3 separate regions of the Homo sapiens genome follow, and regions 1 and 3 are each linked to region 2. Evidence: chromatin contacts called from ENCODE Hi-C or POLR2A ChIA-PET data. All regions are on one chromosome and are shown on one strand. Each heading gives the region's core, a stretch centred on a gene start or an enhancer-like site at or near the end of the contact. The rest is flanking DNA. Distances are from core to core; before and after follow the strand shown. Region 1 holds the start of TCF20 (transcription factor 20). Region 2 holds the start of POLDIP3 (DNA polymerase delta interacting protein 3). Region 3 overlaps PACSIN2 (protein kinase C and casein kinase substrate in neurons 2).

Evidence for each region. A loop is a pair of places that touch in the nucleus more often than their neighbours do. ChIA-PET counts read pairs that join two places held with the same protein, here RNA polymerase II (POLR2A). Pooled maps may share reads with other maps.
Region 1: a loop to region 2 is called in a pooled map, with 10 times the contacts of the local background. The contact joins the promoter of TCF20 here to the promoter of POLDIP3 in region 2. A Hi-C loop is called at or near these places in 1 of 37 single-sample maps with no recorded cell type and 7 of 50 pooled maps. POLR2A ChIA-PET finds 5 or more read pairs at or near these places in 2 of 52 experiments (activated CD4-positive, alpha-beta T cell and activated naive CD4-positive, alpha-beta T cell).
Region 3: a loop to region 2 is called in a pooled map, with 4 times the contacts of the local background. The contact joins the enhancer-like site here to the promoter of POLDIP3 in region 2. A Hi-C loop is called at or near these places in 3 of 50 pooled maps. POLR2A ChIA-PET finds 5 or more read pairs at or near these places in 6 of 52 experiments (GM12878, K562, WTC11 and 3 more).

What each region holds. Positions count from the first base shown.
Region 1 is chr22:42,268,911-42,272,001 of GRCh38, forward strand. TCF20 (transcription factor 20) reads right to left here and starts at 1,743. Exons shown (of 6, transcript NM_001378418.1): 1 at 1,429-1,743. It also overlaps the pseudogene OGFRP1. RefSeq lists an enhancer at 497-556 and silencers at 887-1,126, 1,267-1,326, 1,387-1,536, 1,677-1,836.
Region 2 is chr22:42,613,373-42,616,532 of GRCh38, forward strand. It overlaps POLDIP3 (DNA polymerase delta interacting protein 3), which reads right to left and starts at 1,511. Exons shown (of 9, transcript NM_032311.5): 1 at 1,427-1,511. The coding sequence starts at 1,485. It overlaps RNU12 (RNA, U12 small nuclear), which reads left to right and starts at 1,872; the gene lies at 1,872-2,021. It overlaps LOC124905127 (a long non-coding RNA gene), which reads right to left and starts at 1,407. Exons shown (of 2, transcript XR_007068118.1): 1 at 1-1,407. RefSeq lists enhancers at 1-274, 819-1,362, 1,363-1,906, 1,399-1,578, 1,659-1,718 and 1 more and silencers at 999-1,328, 1,869-1,928.
Region 3 is chr22:42,887,042-42,890,068 of GRCh38, forward strand. PACSIN2 (protein kinase C and casein kinase substrate in neurons 2) reads right to left here. Exons shown (of 11, transcript NM_001184970.3): 5 at 1,602-1,757. Among named protein-coding and RNA genes, the nearest start is that of ARFGAP3, 31 kb to the left of the region's middle. RefSeq lists an enhancer at 2,745-2,804. Within about 2 kb of position 1,255, at least 8 of the 41 ENCODE cell types and tissues checked have a DNase peak (open chromatin) inside an H3K27ac peak, as active enhancers do.

The DNA of each region.
Region 1 (3,091 bases), core at 493-2,992, 340 kb before region 2:
GTCTGCATTTCTCAGAAAAGTTGCCTATGGCTAAAACAGAGCACAAAATGAGAGATAAAAAAGCAAAACCACAAACCCCTGTACCGTCTGACCCGGGAGTCCTCACTTAACAGATGAGAAAATTACCAGGGAAAGTAACTTGCCCTGGGCTGCAGTTTATTTGGCGTCAAAGCTGTAAGCAGATTCCTGGTCTCCCAGGTCGGAATTCAGTGTAGCTTCCCCATCCACCTAACTGCCACCCCACGGAAGATGCTGTATAAAACTCTTCACTCTTCACTGAGGCTGTTAACATAAGGGTCCAATTATCATTCAAAGATCAGCCTGTTAGATAATAGCTCGAAAATTCCATCCATTTTACAGCAGTTACCAGAGACATCTAATCTTCGAGGAAAAAAAAGCAAAAAGGAAAAGGGGGAAATCCTAATTTTGACCTGACCCCTAAGGTCAAACTAAAGGATTGAATACAGACCAGCAGACCGTATTGGTATCCGCAACCACAAAAACAGACAATAATCCCACCCACAAGCAGAGGAAGACGGCCGCTCCTCGGCACCGCCCCCCAACTCACTAAATTCCACTCCCATTCCGGCGTCCAGAGGACAGTGCACCTCCCGCCGTAGCCTGAGAGGGATCGGCCCGATTGGCCACGCTCCTTCAAACCACCACTTTCCCCCGAAAAAGGGACGAAAGCCTCAGGTCCCCAAACGAGCGCTCCCTCGCCCAGAGACCCCGGCTTGCACACCCCGCCCTGTTCCCCGCGGCGCGGGAGGAGAGGCCGCCCCACACAGGAAGTGTGTCCTGCGCCGGGACCTTGCGCCCAACCCGCCGGTACCTGCCCTCCGCCCCCAACAGGCGAGAAGCAGCCGCGTCCACATGGCTTCAGGTGTTCACATGGCAGTAAACGGGCCCCTGCTCTCCTGGGCGCCCCAGCGCGGCGCCCTCCCGCCCACATCCCGGCCCAGCCCCGCTGGCCTCGCCTCCAGCCCGTAGCCAAGAGGCGAGCGCGGCCGGTGCCCCCGGGGCTGCCAGGGGCCCCGAAGCAGGCGGCGCTGACTCCCGGACGCCGCCCGCTCACACCCGCCGCCTTTGCACCCAAGGCCTCGCGCGACCAGCAGGTAGACCTTCCCTCCGCACCCTCGGGCCAGCACCGGCACCCAAGCCCCGCCGGAACCCCGGGCCGGCCCAAGACACCTTAGCCCTCTGATGCCAGGCCTGGCCCGGGCCCCTGCCCGCACTCTTGGGTCGGGCCGGGCAGCAACACTCCCCTCAGCACCCCAAGCCCTGACTCGGAGTCCAGGAGGCTCCGCACTCCCAGGTTGGGTCCGGCCGGGACCTCTGCTCCCAGCCCCCGAGGCCGGACACCCCGGCCCGGCCCCAGTCCTTCAGGCCCAACCCTCTCCCTGCCCCTCAGGCCCGGGAGGCGGTTACCTGCAGGAGCCCCCCGCCCAGTCCCTCGGCCTCCGCCGGGGGCGGGCGGGGAGGGAGCGGTGGCGACGGCGGGCGGCGCTGCGCGGGGTGGGGGTGGGGGTGGCTCCGCCGCCTCCAGCTCGGGCGCCCGGGCCGGCGGCGGGGCGGGCCGGGGCCGCGGCCCCTCGAGGCTCGCTCCGGCCCGCGCGCTCGCTCCCCGGTCAGGCGCGCCTCAGGGCGGGCTCCCCTGGCGGAGGCCGCGGCCGCCTCGCAGGGGCCGAAAGCGGCTGGGCTCGGGGTTTTTTCTCTCCATTCTCCCAACACACAGGAAATAACAGAGCGTCAGGTGACGGCGCGCGGCCAATGGGGAGGCTCCGGGCCGCGGCGCGCGGGCGGGCGGGAGGGCGCGCGGCGGGGCGGGGCGCGCGGCGGGGGCGGGGCGCTGGGGGCGGGGCCGGGCGCGCGCGTGCCCACCCGCGTGCGGCGGCGTCGAGGCTGGCGCGCGCCGGGTAGGGATCGCGAAGACCCCCACCTCGCGGCAGGGTCGCACGGGGTTCTCCTCTGCGGCCGCTGGGCGCCGCGCGCCACCCGCCCAGTGCCATCTTGGCCTGCGCCTCAGGGCCGTCTTGGGGGTGGACGCGAGCCAACTTTCTGGGGGAGTTGGTGGCCCGGAATCTCTCTGGGATTTCTGGAGTTCCCTGGAGCCTCCAACTCCAGAATCGCGCCTCTTGCGGCCCGGGAGGTCCGCGGGCGAGGACCCGGTCTCCTCTCGGTGACCTGTTTAGTGGGGTCGGGCGTGGGGGCGGCTCCTGCCCGCCAAGAGCCCTCTGGGCCGGGGGCAGCCCAAGACCTAGCTGGTCCCGCCTGGGTCCCTGGCAGCCCCCGCCCATGGGTTCCAGGTGTCCGTGGAGGAACGACTTGGGTCCTCTCAGAGCCTCAGTTTCCACCGCGGAAAACGCGAGGAGGGAGGCCCACCTACCTCACCTGTAAAACGGACGCTCCAGCTGCCTTCTGCTGCGGCATTAAGAAGCTGCAATGCCAGGCTGACTGCGCCCAGGGTCCCGAATTAATTTGCCGATAAGGCGGAGGATTTGCGGTGCCAAGGCCTCAGCTTGTTCCCAGCCTTCCTTTGCAAACCTGATGTTTCTAAAGCAAAGGAAGGGCTTGACTTCTTTATAAAGAAAATCGCAATTGTAGAGCAACTAATATGTAGATGTTGGTGCCCCCACGGCCATCAAAAGTGACAAGGCCAGCAAGAGTAGGATGCGTTGAGAATTTGTGATCCTGCCCCTGACCTTTGACCTGGCCAAATTCTCCTCCCACTTTGGGCCTCAGTTTCCTGTGGGTGAGGAGAGTTTGGATTAGATGTCCCTAATGTTGGCTAAAATTGCCGATTCTAAATTAGGCTCCCATCTGTCCTAGATGTTAGGGGAGTATGTGGCTTCCTCTCCTGAAGCAACCCAACTTAAAAGTTGGGATTGGAAAAGTGCTTCCGGCAGCAGGTGGGGATTGTCAGGAACCAGGTGTGGTCTGGAACCCAGATTTCCATATATTTGAGGTACACAGCTTCCCGGGGCCTGCTTTTACTTTTTGACCTTTCACCCCACCTAGCCATTGCCTTTTCTCAGGCTACCCAAGGAGGGTCTCAGGGTCCCAGGCAGAGCCCCAGGTGGTCCTGGGCCCC
Region 2 (3,160 bases), core at 261-2,760:
GATACAAGTGTCCAGGATGGGGAAGGAGGTGAGGGATACATTTCAGACATCAAGAGAAAAACCTAACCACAGGCATACGGGTGGTATTAATAAACATCTGCGGAATGGCCGGGCCGGTGGCTCACGCCTGTAATCCCAGCACTTTAGGAGGCCGAGGCGGGAGGATCACCTGAGGTCAGGAGTTCGAAACCAGCCTGACCAACACAGTGAAACTTCCATCTCTACTAAAAATACAAAAATTAGCCGGGCGTGGTGGTGCACACCTGTAGTCCCTGCTACTTGGGAGGCTGAGGCAGGAGAATCGCTGGAACCGGGGAGGCGGAGGTTGCAGTGAGCCGAGATGGCACCACTGCACTCCAGCCTGGGCGACAGAGCAACACCCCGTCTCAAAAAAAACATAAAAATAAAAATAAACATCTGCTGAGAGAACAAATGTCTGAGAAAACAATATCTAACATATTTACATCCTGGCTATTTACAAAGACATTTAAACTTAATGTGTGTTGGGAAACTATTGGGCAAAGTTCTCACTTCTTCATACAGATGAACTCAGCTCACGAAGGCTTGAAATGACTAACAACATTTAAGGGTCTAGGGGAAGTTTGGGAGACATGACTGCAAATCACCTCCATGGCTCCTCAGCCAGCTCAAGCACTTTCTTCTCCCTAAGGAAATAACCAATCTCCTGCCCAACACACCAGTTTTTCAAGCCCATGTAGGAGGCCAACTCAGCCAGCAATTAAATCGCGCTCAGCCCGCCGCTCAGTTCTCCGTGGCCTCGGGCAAGTCACTCTACCACTTCCAGCCTCAAGTTCCCCATCAGTAAAAGGTGGGTAACATGAATAGCTAGCAGACAACAGGACTGTAAAAGATTAAATGAGGCATCGTGTATATGAAAGGGCTCAGAAAACTTAAAACGCCGCACAAAGAGAGGCGAGTGTTAACAGGGGCCGCGTGCAGGGGGATTTGGGCTTGCGCCTCAGCTTCGGCGGTCGGAGCAAGTCACTTCCCCGCTACTAAACTTCGGTTGTCTCAACTCTAAGATGGGTGGAGACCAGGCAGCGCCGAGATCACGGAGCGGGGCCCAAATGCCAGTCCACACAGGCAAGGAGGCTGCGCCGCCGAGACCCCAGGACCCCGGAACGCGGGGGCCCCAGGGGGCAGCCCCTCAGGTCCACGAGGCGGCACCCTGTCCCCGCCGCGGCCCCGTCGGCCTCCCAGGGCCGCCAGAGGGACTGCGCCTCGGCCAGTGGGCGGGCGGTCGGGGCCACGGCGGGGACGGCGGCAGCCGGCCAATGAGGAGCGCGGCTGTGGTCGGGGGCGGGCGCACCCGGTCCTCCGCGTCGCTCCCGGATCGCTACCTCCCCCGCCTCGAGCTCCACTAGGCCGAGGACCCTAAACCCCGAAGAAAGGAAAGGCCTCTCACCGTCCTTTCGCCGCCGCCCCGCGCTTCCTGATGAGTTCGTCCAGGGAGATGTCCGCCATCTTGCTCCGCCGAGCAAGCCGAAAGCAGTCGAGACCCCGCGAGCCCGCCCCTTCGGCCGCTAGGGAGCGACGAACTACTTCCGGCGTCCGCGGACCAACTCTCGCGACAGCCAGCTCAAAGCAGGCAAGAACCGGAAGGGGCGGGGACGTTCCCCGTGAGCCTTCGCGGTGCTGGCTGCTCATCTGCATACGGAAGTTCGGCACATTATGAATTATTTATTTTCCTCGAGGGAAAAAATTAAATGAAAAGCAACAAAATACATTATTAACAAGTGAGACAAACTTCAATGGAACTGGATCATGACCTCAACAGTCAACTACGATAGTCATCATACGCCTAATGAGAATAGAATTCATTACCTAGGAAATAAACTAAAAACGTCCTTATGCCTTAAACTTATGAGTAAGGAAAATAACGATTCGGGGTGACGCCCGAATCCTCACTGCTAATGTGAGACGAATTTTTGAGCGGGTAAAGGTCGCCCTCAAGGTGACCCGCCTACTTTGCGGGATGCCTGGGAGTTGCGATCTGCCCGACCTTATTCACGCCTAAAAAGTAGACTGACTGTGGGGTGGTCGTGTTTTTTGTTTCTTGTTGGTAGGTGGTGAATGCGTTTTTTTCGTTGTTTTCTCCGTTACTCAGGCTGCCAGTTGCTTGGCAGTCTTGTCGCTGGCTGTGGACGCTCTGCACTTCATCACCGTCCCCAGCTGCGCTTTGAGCCGGTCTAAGGTTGCCCACAGTATTGACGTTGGGACCCACGAAACTGGCAATTTCCATGTGTGCGGCCTTACCCAGTTCTCCCAAACTTCTGCGTATAACCGCTTCTCTGTGCTTCAGAAAGATAAGTCCGGCCCCGGCCTCACACAGCAGCTCAGTTCGTGACAGCGTTTAATATGTAAAATGGAGCAAATAATTTATAGGGCGTTGGGAGAGTTAAAGAGACTAATTCATTTACGTGTTAAATACAGGGAATGGCTTTTGCATTGATATAACCCCAGCCTCCAGCATGCGCCAGACCTGACGTAGGTGTTCGGCACATATTTTGTCCAATCACTCTAAAAATACACTCCATGCCCTTAGAACAGGTGGGGTTATGTCCTCTTGGCCATCAGGCATCAGGAGCTCCGTGCAGAAACTGGGTAAGAGGCCAGGAGCGGTGGCTCATGTCTGTAATCTCAGCACTTTGGGAGGCTGAGGCGGGTGGATCACCTGAAGTCAGGAGGTCGAGACCAGCCTGGCCAACACGGAGAAACCCCGTCTCTACTGAAAAAAAAAAAAAGAAAGAAAAAAATTAGCCGGGCGCGGTGGCACGGCCTGAAATCCCACCTACTCAGGAGCCTGAGGCAGAAGAATCGCTTGAACTCGGGAGGCGGAGGTTGCGGTGAGCCGAGATCGCGCCATTGCACTCCAGCCTAGGCGACAGAGCAAGACTCCGTTTCAAAAAAAAAAAAAAAAGAAAGAAAGAAAGAAACTGGGTAAGAGCGATCCTGCAATCCTCCTGCCTCAGCCTCCTGAGTAGCTGGGATTACAGGCCCGCCCCACCACGCCGGGCTCCTTCCCAGACCTCTTTTCCTCACCCATAGAACGGGACCATTAAGCCTTTCCTCCCTTCCAGGCGTGCCAGGAGGAACGCGCAAGAGGTGGGAGGAGGACAGGCTGGCCAGTGGGGTCAGC
Region 3 (3,027 bases), core at 5-2,504, 270 kb after region 2:
CCCTGGGATTCTGGCAAAGGCCCGAGAGTTCTCCCGGACCTTGTGCTTCTTGAGCCCAGGTGCCTCCCACTCAGTAGTTGGTTCCAGGCTCCTCACCTGATCCCACCGTGGAGGCACCTGGGCTGCTTCAAAAGCCCAGATTCCTGGCTCCAGCAATGGGAGTGAGAGGGGTTTCCCAGAGGATTCTGACACTTGGTCTGAGTGACGAACTCTCGTGTAGATGACGTGTTCCCCTTGCTACACCGACGGCATAGCAGTGAGGAACAGTGGAGAAAGGGCATATGTATGGGCTTGAGGTCAGAAGTTCCTGCTCTCACCTGCTGGATGGCACGTGACTTAACCTCTCTGATCTTGGTTTCCTCATTCACAAAACAGGGATGCCACCACCTAACTGACAGGGGCCAGGAAAGGCTGGTGGGTAGTGAAACCAGCTTAGGCCTCTTGCCTCCCCTCTGCCCATGTCCTCTTCCTGGAGTGCAGCCTCTCTCTACCTCATTCCGTCTCTCTCTGCAAATCCTGGTTGGGAATCTCCTCTCCAAACACCGAGGCAGGGCAGGCCCTCGGCAATCACACCCCCCAGCCCTCACCCCTCATGGCTGACCAAAGGAGGGGAGGTGGGGCCGAGGGCTGAGCCCCTCCCTTCCTGTGAACTTTTAAATCACAAGACGATGACGCTGTCTGGTTTTAAGTCCTGTGACTCCAGGACCTTCCAGGCAGAATCACTTATCTACACCTGCGGAGCATGTAATAGTTTACACAATGATTTCTCATTAACCCATGGGGCAGAAAATCTCCGCTTCACAACAGAAATGGAAGGGCACCCATGATGCCACAGTGCCTGGTCACGGTCTCTCCTTGGCCAAAGACCACCCTTCTGCCACCCCTGGCTCCACAGCCTCTGCCTCACTTTCGGGGCCTGTCACTGTGGAGACTGCAGGGCCCCTCCATCCTCCCTCCCACCTGGCTCCCCCAGACAAGCGCTCCCAGCCTGCAGTCCCTCCCCCAGGTCTCTGCCCCCAGCCCCTCTCCCTACACAAGCAGAGCAATCCTTCTAAACCATCTCACCCTCCTCACCTCCTCCCTGATCCCACCCAGGCTCAGGCCTTCCTGAGTGGCTCCTGGTCAGCAGCATCCTAAGCTCCTTACTCAGCCTGGCTGTCCAGGCCACTGGTGATTTGGTCCTCATAACCCTCCATACCAGCTCACACCACACCCATTCACACCCACCACTGGCCACAACCATTCACACCTGCCACCAGCCACACCCATTCACACCCACCACTGGCGACGCCCATGTTGGCACAAGCAGCTCCCTGCAGCAATCCCAGCTGTCCTTGTGTCTCTGAGCACCAAGAGCTGTCTCTTACCCCTGGCTTGCCCAGAGCCTGGCTCTGTCCCTTGACTGAGCAGGTACAGTGGCTATGGTGAGGCGAGGTGCTAGGGCACTCACCTGTGGCCTTCTTGAGGACAGGGGTGTGTTTTATTGGTTATTTATCCCTCTATCCACCCATTCACCCAAGCAGTTACAGAAGGCTATATGCCAGACACGTCAACAACTGACACGGTGACACTCGACGTGTAAAAACAAGTGTACAGTTTACCTTAAGAACATCTTGCTTGCACTTTTCTATTTTGTCTTGCAATTTCTTGAGCTGTTCAGGGTTGAGGGATGGGTCTGCCTTGCTGTTGGCTTCTCGTGAGATAGCCAGCTTCTCCTCTTTGCACGCTGCATGGTGGGCTTTCTTTGCTGCTTCTACCTACAGGGAGAATGAGTTCCTGAATGCCATGTCACTGGGAGTTCAGGATCCTCACTAGAAGTCACACAGACCATGGGAATGCTTGTGCTACCAAGAGGGGAGAAAAAGGCAGGTACAAAATTGTATGTATACTATCATAGCAACCAGTCACAACAGGAACGCACTCAACACATATTCATGGAGTACTTGCTTGTCCTGTGCATGGTTCGAGGCACCAGGAACACAGCAAGAAACACAAGGTCTTTGTGAAGCTTTCATTTGAGTTGCAGGAGGCAGATACAGTATAGGAAAAGTTACATGCCAGAGTCAATTAGAGGGCATTAAGTGTAGGGGAGGACAACTGAGACGGAGCATGGGGTGGGTGGAGAAAGCCACTGAGATGACATGGAACACGCACATGGAGCACGCACATGGAACACGCACATGGAGGGGTTATGGGCATCCCAGGAAGACCATGCCAGGCCGCAGGATCGGCAAATACAAAGAAAGTTCCAAGGAGGAACCCAGCATGAGAGAGAGGACCATACTAGGGGGCAGGGCCATCAGCCACATTTCCTCTGGTTTTAATGGTTTTTACACACACACACACACACACACACACTCTTAACAGATCCTTCCTTATTTGAGCCAAAGCCACAAATTTCATTCTAGAGGGAAGGAGGAGTTTATTAGCAAAGGCCTCATGAGACACAGACAGTTTCATTATGAATGGGGCCAGGGACAAAACAGAAGAGAAAGGAGATGTGACAAAAGCTAAGACACAGAGAAAAGGAGACACAGAGAAAACCATCCGGAAGGACAGAGGCATGTTCTGGATGATTCTGAGGCGGAGGAAGGCAGCGCAAGGCCAGAGAACATCTGGGTGTTGGGGGTGGCACATCTACCGTCTACTCCATTCCAGCTAGGAATGGGGGGCGAGGCTGCAGGCAGGGGCGGGGCACACAAGCTGAGGGCTGGGGTGGACAGATGACAGCCTCCAACTAGCCAAGGCTCGACAAAACTCAATGGCTTTGGTTGCTACTTTTAGAAAAACAGGTATCAATGTTTGAAATTTTGGGATAAAAACCTATGCAAGAGAAAGAAAAATGTAAACTAGTTCTTTCTATCGTCAAAGGGACTTGAAAAAAAAATAAAGTGAAAGCAAGTTTATTGAGAAAGTAAAGGAATAAAGAAAGGCTACTGCACACGCAGAGCAGCCAAAGGGACTTTTTTTTTTTTTTTTGAGACAGAGTCTCCCTCTGTCACCAGGCTGGAGTGCAGTGGCGTGATC